Linked DNA regions of Homo sapiens: region 2 is linked to region 1. Evidence: read pairs that join two places in POLR2A ChIA-PET (ENCODE). Cell type or tissue: Caco-2. All regions are shown on one strand. Links, peaks and the distances in the headings refer to the core of each region. The heading gives the core; the rest is flanking DNA.

What was found. ChIA-PET counts read pairs that join two places held together with the same protein. Peaks named below come from ENCODE experiments on the same cell type or tissue, not always from the same donor. Only the 100,000 strongest peaks of a DNase experiment are listed, where the experiment ranks them.
Region 2: POLR2A ChIA-PET joins it to region 1 with 10 read pairs; 6 of 35 experiments call an interaction of 5 or more read pairs at or near these places.

The regions. Positions count from the first base shown.
Region 1 is chr12:54,335,168-54,339,552 of GRCh38, forward strand. All of the region lies in intron 1 of COPZ1 (coat protein complex I subunit zeta 1), which reads left to right. MIR148B (microRNA 148b) reads left to right here and starts at 2,049; the gene lies at 2,049-2,147. In Caco-2, for the core only: CTCF peaks have their summits at 1,467 (motif pointing right) and 1,668; DNase peaks (open chromatin) are centred at 1,464 and 2,438.
Region 2 is chr12:54,015,684-54,020,068 of GRCh38, forward strand. LOC124902939 (a long non-coding RNA gene) reads right to left here and starts at 2,064. Exons shown (of 2, transcript XR_007063323.1): 1 at 1,121-2,064; 2 at 330-670. It also overlaps a transcript of HOXC4 not described here, a transcript of HOXC5 not described here and a transcript of HOXC6 not described here. RefSeq lists silencers at 2,220-2,389, 2,460-2,729 and enhancers at 2,770-2,839, 2,771-4,385. In Caco-2, for the core only: a CTCF peak has its summit at 1,410; DNase peaks (open chromatin) are centred at 1,108, 1,978, 2,348 and 2,673; H3K4me3 peaks cover 2,447 bases.

The DNA of each region.
Region 1 (4,385 bases), core at 287-4,286:
AGTGAAACTCTGTCAAAAAAAAAAAAAAAAAAGTGTTGGCACAGAGTCAGGAAGTATACCTACTTAGCCATTTGGAGCTGGGAGTGGTATCTAGGAATTTCTCCTTCTAGTTTTTACCTTCTTAGTTTTACTTTATAAACAGGATTGAGACAAGAGAATCTTGTTACAGTTTTTAATTCACCAAGACCCATTGCCACATCAGGGTAATGCCACATCAGGCCCTTTTGGTATGGCCTTAGGGAATGTTTTTTTTTTTTTTGATCTGAAGTCTTGCTCTGTCGCCCAGGCTGGAGTGCAGTGGTGCGATCTCAGCTCACCGCAACCTCTGCCTCCCAGGTATAAGCGATTCTCCTGCCTCAGCCTCCTGAGTAGCTGGGATTACAGGCGTCTGCTACCATGCCTGGCTAAGTTTTGTAATTTTGGTAGAGACAGGGTTTCACCATGTTGGCCAGGCTGGAAGGATTTATTTTTAAGTAGACAATGAAGAACTTTTTAGTGATCTCAGTCAGCTTCTTTTTTTTTTTGAGGCGGTCTCACTCTTTTGTGTAGGCTGGAGTGCAGTAGCGCAATTGTAGCTCACTACAGCCTTGAACTCCCAAGCTCAAGCGATCCTCCTGCCTCAGCTTCCTGAGTAGCTGAGACTACAGGTGCATGCCACCATGCCTGGCTAATTTTTGTTTTTTTTAAGTTCTTGCAGAGACAGGGTCTCACTGTGTTGCCCAGGTTGGTCTTGAACTCCTGGCTCTAGTGATCTCCTGCCTCAGCTTCCAAAAGTGCTAGGATTACAGGCATGAGCCACTGCGCCTGGCCTCCATATTCTTATTTGTGCTCTTTCAGCTCTGTAGATGGCATCCTGTAATTCCCTCCATAGAGGCTTCTTGGTTTTTTCCCCTAAATGAATCAAATAATTCATTATAGTTTCCAAGTATCCTCTCTACCTTCCCCAAACATATTCTCCCAGTCTTCTGGTGGCTTACTAAGATCTTACCCCAAAGAGTTCTCTTACTATATACATTGTGAACAGACTTAATTCACTTATTTTTCAGGGCCCATCTCTACTAGTTTGTCCTACAAGACACACAAATAGAGAGCTTTTGCCGGGTGCGGTGGCTCACGCCTGTAATCCCAGCACTTTGGGAGGCCGAGGCGGGCGGATCACGAGGTCAGGAGATTGAGACCATCCTGGCTACAGTGAAACCCCATCCCTACTAAAAATACAAAAAATTAGCCGGGCATGGTGGCAGGTGCGTGTAGTCCCAGCTACTCGGGAGGCTGAAGCAGGAGAGCTTGAACCAGGAGGCGGAGCTTGCAGTGAGCTGAGATCGTGCCACTGCACTCCAGCCTGGGCGACAGAGCGAGACTCCGTCTCAAAAAAAAAAAAGCTCTTATCCAGAGCTGCCTTTGAAAAATATTTTTGCTTATGACTGTAATCCTGTGGAAGCTGCAGGTCACCGAGAAGGCCCACAGGGGGCAGCACTAGGAATGACTCTTTCCCTCTAGTCCTCTATGCGCTAGGGGAGAGAGTTCTTGGAGATGTTGATGCTTTTCACCAGGCTTTAGAAGCCCCTGATTGAGGCCGGGCACGGTGGCTCACGCCTGTAATCCCAGCACTTTGGGAGGCCGAGGCAGGCAGATCATGAGGTCAGGAGTTCGAGACCAGCCTGGCCAATTTGGTGAAACCCCGTCTCTACTAAAAATACAAAAATTAGCTGGGCATGGGGGTGTGTGCCTGTAGTCCCAGCTACCCGGGAGGCTGAGGCACAAGAATCACTTGAATCCGGGAGGTGGAGGTTGTAGTGAGCGGAGTTTGCTCCACTGCACTCCAGCCTGGGTGACAGAGAGAGACTGTCGCAAAAAAAAAAAAAAAAAAAAAAAAAGAAGCCCCTGAGATCAAAGATTCATTTGCAGCAGCCTAGTTGCTTGTTCTGTGGTGTTTCACCTGTCTTGAGGACAGCATTCTTGTTTTCTTGATAATAAAAACATAAATACATGAAAATCTGTCTAAGTCACCCAATCTCCCACAAAACAATCTGCCTATACATCATTTCCAAGCACGATTAGCATTTGAGGTGAAGTTCTGTTATACACTCAGGCTGTGGCTCTCTGAAAGTCAGTGCATCACAGAACTTTGTCTCGAAAGCTTTCTAGCAGCTACCCATTTTGGGAGTGGGAGGGAAGAATAGACCTTTTAAATTCTTTCAGTGTGGCCCTAAGCTGATAAGGTCTTTCTCAACAGTCAGCATTTAATGTGTTACAAGGTCAAGCCTAGTCCATTGTCCTGGAAGCCCATTTCTCAGTAGCTGGGAGTTATTTATAAACTTGCCCTTTGCAAAAACTTAAAATGAAATTACATTATCAGTAATGACTTCTGGGGCCTTTAAACTGGCTAGTTTTATGGCATAGCCCTCCCCACTCCTGAGAGGTAAAAGCCCCAGGCTGAAGTGGAACCAGCTGCAGTCAGGAGGTGGCAGGAGAAGTAAAGAAGCTGCTGGCTCCAGCTGTAGCAGAATGGAGAATTGAAGCGGCATTTAAGCGCCTGCCTAAATTCTCAGCTTTATTTAGTATGCTTCCTCCTTTGGAAGTTTGAAATGACCAGCCTTTTCTGTAATGCCTTCTTTCCCTTTTGAGAGCTCCAGTAAGCTCTATGTCAAATCTAGTCTTTATCCTTGTCCTCCTTAGCCTGTCTTTTATTCTTCCCAGGAAGATCCAATGTTTCTATTTTTGGGGTTTCTTTGATAATGTCTTCTAGGAAGCCAGTGAAAAGAACCAAGAGCAGAACCCAGGGATATGTTCTCTCTTTGCCGGTGTGGCTGTTGTAGGCACTCACACCCTGTTGGCCACAAAGGACATTGTCTGACTCTCCCAGTTGGCTGGGGGCCATTAGGGCTTTGCTTTTCTTTGGGTTCTAGGGATGCCAAACTCTATGGCTGCAAGAACCAGTTTCCTATGCCAGGTTAATGCCCAGCTTAAACTAATGGGCAGCTCTCTAAAGTTGCTGTGAATGTGGATAGAGGAACAGAGCCAAAGATTTCCAGGAAAAGGTTGTGGGAAAAAATGATTTCGTCTAAATTTTGTTCCTTTTGGACTTCTTTTCTTCCATTAAGAAAACTCATTCCCATTGTTGTCTCCCTTTTGGAATTGAGGACCCAAGTTGTTATAGAACTGAGCCTGCTTTACAGGAAGATCTTTCTGTGAGGAATTAGGAGTTAGGAGAGCTGCTTCTACTTGTGACCTTTTAAGACTAGACTCTAGAGGACTTCCCTCCACTAGGCAACAAAGTTCTTTAGTTTGAGAGAGGAGTTACTCATGCCTTGTTTATTCCAGAGTGTTATATATACAGGATGGACATCTCTAAGGAGTGTTTATCAGAGGAGGGATAAAGTTGGTAGTAATATCACCCAAAGTGGCCACATCAGAAAATCCACTTATATGTGGAGGTCTAATTATAAGTAGTCCCTTAGATGCATACTGCGTCAAGGTATTTTAACTTTATTCTCAAACTTCCTTTATTCTCTGAATTATTCACCAAATATTGAGAGTTTAGTATGTGTCAGGCATTGTTCTGGACAAATGGGACAAACCAGCGAACAAAACAAAAATTGCAGTCCTCAAGAATTCAAGTAGGGAAAGCTTATGTTCCTCATCACCTTGTTGTCAAAAGACTGGGTTCCTTTTACTTCCATTCTGAACTGCCCTCCTCTGCCCCCGCAAACAGGGTTGATTCTTTGCATGGAACCATAAACCTCCTGAAGCCTCATGAGGCAATTTATGTTTGTAGAGGCTGCAGTTTCTGGGTTCTTGGCAATGATTTTTTCCTCCTCACTCTTGGATATCTGTCAAACACATACTTTTGTGTTTGGCTCCTGTGAGGACTGTGGGTTTCTTAAATAAGGCCAGGAAAGAGGTAGCAAAGCAACAGCCTTGTCTCAGCACAAGGGATATCAATGGTAAGTAATGTTGATTAGAAAGTCAAGGAATGTAGGTCGGGCGCAGTGGCTCACACTTGCACTTTGGGAGGCCTAGGTGGGAGGATTGTTTGAGCCTAGGAGTTCAAGACCAGCCTGAACAATACAGTGACACCTTTTCTCTTAAAAAAAAAAAAAAAAAAAAGAAAGTCAAGGAATGTGAGGCTGCAAATACCTTTCATGCACACATCACTATCTCTCCACACTTTTGGTTTTTTCTATTCAATCAATTAGAGATGGGGTTTCACTCTGTCACCCAGCCTGGAGTGCAGTGGCGCAGTCCTAGCTCAGCGTGGTCTTAAACTCCTGGGCTCAAGAGATCCTATCACCTCAGCCTCCTGAGTAGCTAGGACTATAGATGCACGCCACCACACCTGGCTAATTTTTTTTATTTTTGTAGAGATGGGGGGTCTCCCTGTG
Region 2 (4,385 bases), core at 172-4,171, 320 kb before region 1:
TGCCGGCCTTCAAATCTCGAGCCCGTGGGGAGAGTGACCTGCCTGCAACCCCTCCCCCGGCAAATAGTCTCTATGGGGGAATTTATTCTGGACTCACCTTCAAAATTAGGGGTCTGGAAAAACAGGCTGCTCGAAATTTTAGCACAGAAGGTGGAATTCAGGGCAGTAAAAGGTTATTTTTTCAGGCCTCGGTAGTACATCCCAGCTGCCCAGACATTGAATCAGGAAATTTTTCTGAGAAAGGCAGGTGGGTATGGGCAATCTGACACGATCCAAAAGGCTTACTGCCTTGCACCCCTCCCCGCAAAAAGGAAGTAGAGACCAAGATCTTGGGCTTTAATTTTATTTTTAATTGTAAAAAGATTTCAAATAAGCCACCATTTGAACTGGGAAGGGAAACTAGGGATGGTCTTGGGGGAAAATGTCATTCTCTCTAAGAAAGGGACCCCGGGGATGTGGGTCGTTTTGAGGGTCCTAGAAGTTGACCCCAATTCTCACCTCTCCTGCTGCACTGCAGGATTGCCCAGGGTAGGTCTAGTCCCCTAGGTTCTTCAGACCACTCCAGGTCAGGTTTGGTTGGGTGGCTGCCAGTGGTCTTCCACTACTGTTCCTGTCTAGGGTGGAGTAGGAGCTTTCAGGGGTACGGCATAGAGGGGATGTTGTTCTCTTACTAAAAAAAAAAAAAAAAAAAAAAGGTAGGGGTAGGGAGGCACCCTTTCAATCCCTGCAATTCACCAGCCATCACTGCCTCAAGGCCACAAATCTTTGCAAAGCTTTGAATTCCGCCTGATCCAACCTTAATGCCCCCATTTATTAAGGACAATATTTAAAACTCGGCAAGCCAGGAGAGGCAACCGACCCTCAGTGCTTGAAGCTTTCTTTCGCCTGGGCGTCCGCCCTCAGCTCTTTCTGCGCTCGCCTGCAGCAGCCTGGCCCGTGGGGAGTGGGCGGTGGGTGGGGGTAGGGGTGGGGTGGGGGTCCGGGGATGCTCCCTCTATGAGAGAATTGGGTAAACATGGCGACCGCGGCGCCCATTTGCACACGCTACACAAATGCATCGCATTCCCGGTTGTTTGCAGAAAATTTACAGCTGAGTAATAAAAGTTTACGATCGACTCACAAGTTGGATTGGCCACAAGAAGTCATGTGGATTCCATCCATGAACGTGAACTTTTTATTGTGGTTTGTCCGTTCCGAGCGCTCCGCAGAACAGTCCTCCCTGTAAGAGCCTAACCATTGCCAGGGAAACCTGCCCTGGGCGCTCCCTTCATTAGCAGTATTTTTTTTAAATTAATCTGATTAATAATTATTTTTCCCCCATTTAATTTTTTTTCCTCCCAGGTGGAGTTGCCGAAGCTGGGGGCAGCTGGGGAGGGTGGGGATGGGAGGGGAGAGACAGAAGTTGAGGGCATCTCTCTCTTCCTTCCCGACCCTCTGGCCCCCAAGGGGCAGGAGGAATGCAGGAGCAGGAGTTGAGCTTGGGAGCTGCAGATGCCTCCGCCCCTCCTCTCTCCCAGGCTCTTCCTCCTGCCCCCTTCTTGCAACTCTCCTTAATTTTGTTTGGCTTTTGGATGATTATAATTATTTTTATTTTTGAATTTATATAAAGTATATGTGTGTGTGTGTGGAGCTGAGACAGGCTCGGCAGCGGCACAGAATGAGGGAAGACGAGAAAGAGAGTGGGAGAGAGAGAGGCAGAGAGGGAGAGAGGGAGAGTGACAGCAGCGCTCGGTAAGTGTTTCCTTATTGGTTCAAATATGTAACTAATGGTCCGTGGCGGTTTCAAGAATAGGACAGCAGCGGCTTCTCTTGGTTAGGGAGAAGAGGGGGCTGGCGAGAGGGTGGGCGCGTAGTTAATTATGGGGAGGAAAATTGGCGGGGGGAGAGAAACGGGGTTAAACTGGAATACCGGTAACTGGTAGTGGGGCGATTGTGTTGTCCTGATGTCACTGTGTGCCAAGTTGGGGGTGGGGAGGCAAGGGAACAGCACCTGTGGGGCTCAAGCCGGCGGTCTAGGGCGCCAGCTCTCTGCTGCCCACTGTGTCAGTACCTGCTTATTATAGATCTTCGGTCTCTTGGCTAATGGAACTGGGTCGGAGCGGAACTGGAAGCTCAAGCTCCAGGCAGGAGAGAGAACTTAGAGGCTGTGCCCATTGCCCCCTAAGCAAAGTTAGCCCCCCAACCCCCAAACAAACTTTCCAGCTTCCCCTCCCTGTCTGGCAGCCCCCTCCCTCCCAGAGAGCGCGACTGCTAGAGCTCACACATGCGCAGTGTGGGCCCAGGGCCGGGCCGCCGAGCAGGAAGCCGGCGCAGCTAGGCGGCCGGCGGGGCCTGTTAATTGGCAATTAGGGGGGAGGCTGGTGGCTGGTGCGCGTCAGCCGAGAGGAGAGCGTCTGCCCACCCCCTGCTCCCGCCCCCACTCGGGCGGATGGAAGGGTGGGAGGTGCCCTGCGTTGGGTGGAGGGTGGAGGTTGTAGGGTGGGGGTGGGGGATGCTGTACTCAAAAGCCATCTTGTGCTCAGAGAAAAGAGGCCTACCGGCTTTCCCTTCCGGGGTCCGGCGCCCCTCACCCCCAGCCGCGGCCATCCCAGCCGGGATGCCCACTGGACCGGGATGCCCGCTCGCCACGCATGGCTGCTCTGGGCTAGGACCTGCCTCGCCTCGGGGGGAGGTGGAAATGGGGAAGGCCCTAGGCTGGGCGGGGACAGGCCCAGTCCTCCTGGTAGAGTCTCCTAGGTGCTGTGGAGGCAGTGAGGATTCCGGGGGCTGCTGGCTTATGGGGTAGAGGCGTCAGCCTGGGGCGGCGGGAGGGTCCTGGGCACTCGGGATCTCTCTAATAATTGGTGCTAATGGCCTGTTGTATAGTCTTAACCCGACGCATATGGTTTCATAACACAGTGGCTTAATTTCTTCCAAATGTACGTGGCCCTGAATGTGTTGCAGTTTGATATATGACCCCGCCCTGCTCCCCGGCCTGGGTCCGAGGCTCCGAGGCGGCCCCATAAGTGTGAATTTCTGTTTATAAACGGCGACGCACACGCAAACGCCTACACACCCAGGCAGACACACCCGGAGGCGTGGGGGAACATATTCCAGACGAGGTCCGAGAGAACCTGGGGGCCAGACTTACCTTAATCTAAGCCAAGACACCCCCTCTACCCCCACCCTCTCCCAGAGGCGCGACTGGGATTCTGCGCCAAGTCCCAGTGGGGGAGGGGATCGCTCCACGATTTCCTGTTTAAACCCTGACCCGTCGCCTGTGGGGGGGCGGGGATGGGGGAAGAAACCTGTTTTTATCAAATTTTTAAAAATACAGTTTGCATTCAGATCAAACCGTTTGGGCCAGAGCTGACGGTGAATTTTATCTCCCCTCCCCCCACAACCCCCTTCCCTTCCTTTTCTGCCCCCGCTAAATTCCCCTTTCGCAGCCATCATAAAGGCCTCTGAGGTATTCTCCCGCGGGAAGAAATGGCATTTTCTCTCCCCCTCCCCCACCCCCCCACCCCCAGTAGGACTTGTGTGTCGGCAGAGGCGTCTGACGAGGGGCTAATTTCGCTTTCCTTGTTTACGATCGAGAAAAGCGCTTGGCTCTCCCCAAATGGGCCCAGCCCGCCGCCTGCTCAGGCTGCCGCGCGCTCTCCCGCCGCTCAGGCACGGCCCAGTGGCTGATGCCCCGCGGATCCAGCCTGCGGCAGGCCGGAACCCGGAGTCTGTGGGACCTGAAAAGGGCAAAGGGAGTGCGGTGGGACACAAGAGGGGCCCGAGAGGCCCGAAAAAGGGAGCCTTTCTCCTGGAGTAATGTGGGAATCGCCGACCGGTGAGGCCTCTATTTCTCTCTTTCGCCTGCATTTTGTCCGCCCCCGCCCCTGTGGATGGCCGCTGATGGGGGGGAACACAAGTGTCCTTTGTCCGTCCCCGAAAGAAAACCTTTTCCAGAGAAGGCCATTCAGGCCAGTGGAGATTCACCTAGAATATTAGAAGGGCCCCCTCCCACCCGAGGGGCGGGCCTGGGCGAGGCTGAGGTATTTCTCTTAATCCTAGAACGACCTCACTGAGTGTACCCACAGCGAGATTTGGAGGTGCTAGAGTTCGAGGTTGGCCGCTTAACAGCACCATCCTGAGGTGTCTTTATATAATATTTTAATTGATTTTCTGTCCCTTCCTGGCTACAGCCCTGCAGCTCCCCCACCCCCATCCTATGCCCTTCACCCCTAGACCCATCCTTACAAGACAGAGGCAAGCAGAGAAGGCATAGCAGCAGCGACCGGCGCTCTGTTTTCATTTTCCACTCTGGCCAGGGGATAAACTGGACCCCAGTGGACTCCAACACCAACTCTCTGCTTCCCAGTTACTTTCGATTTTCTTTCCCTTCTCCTTCTTTCTCT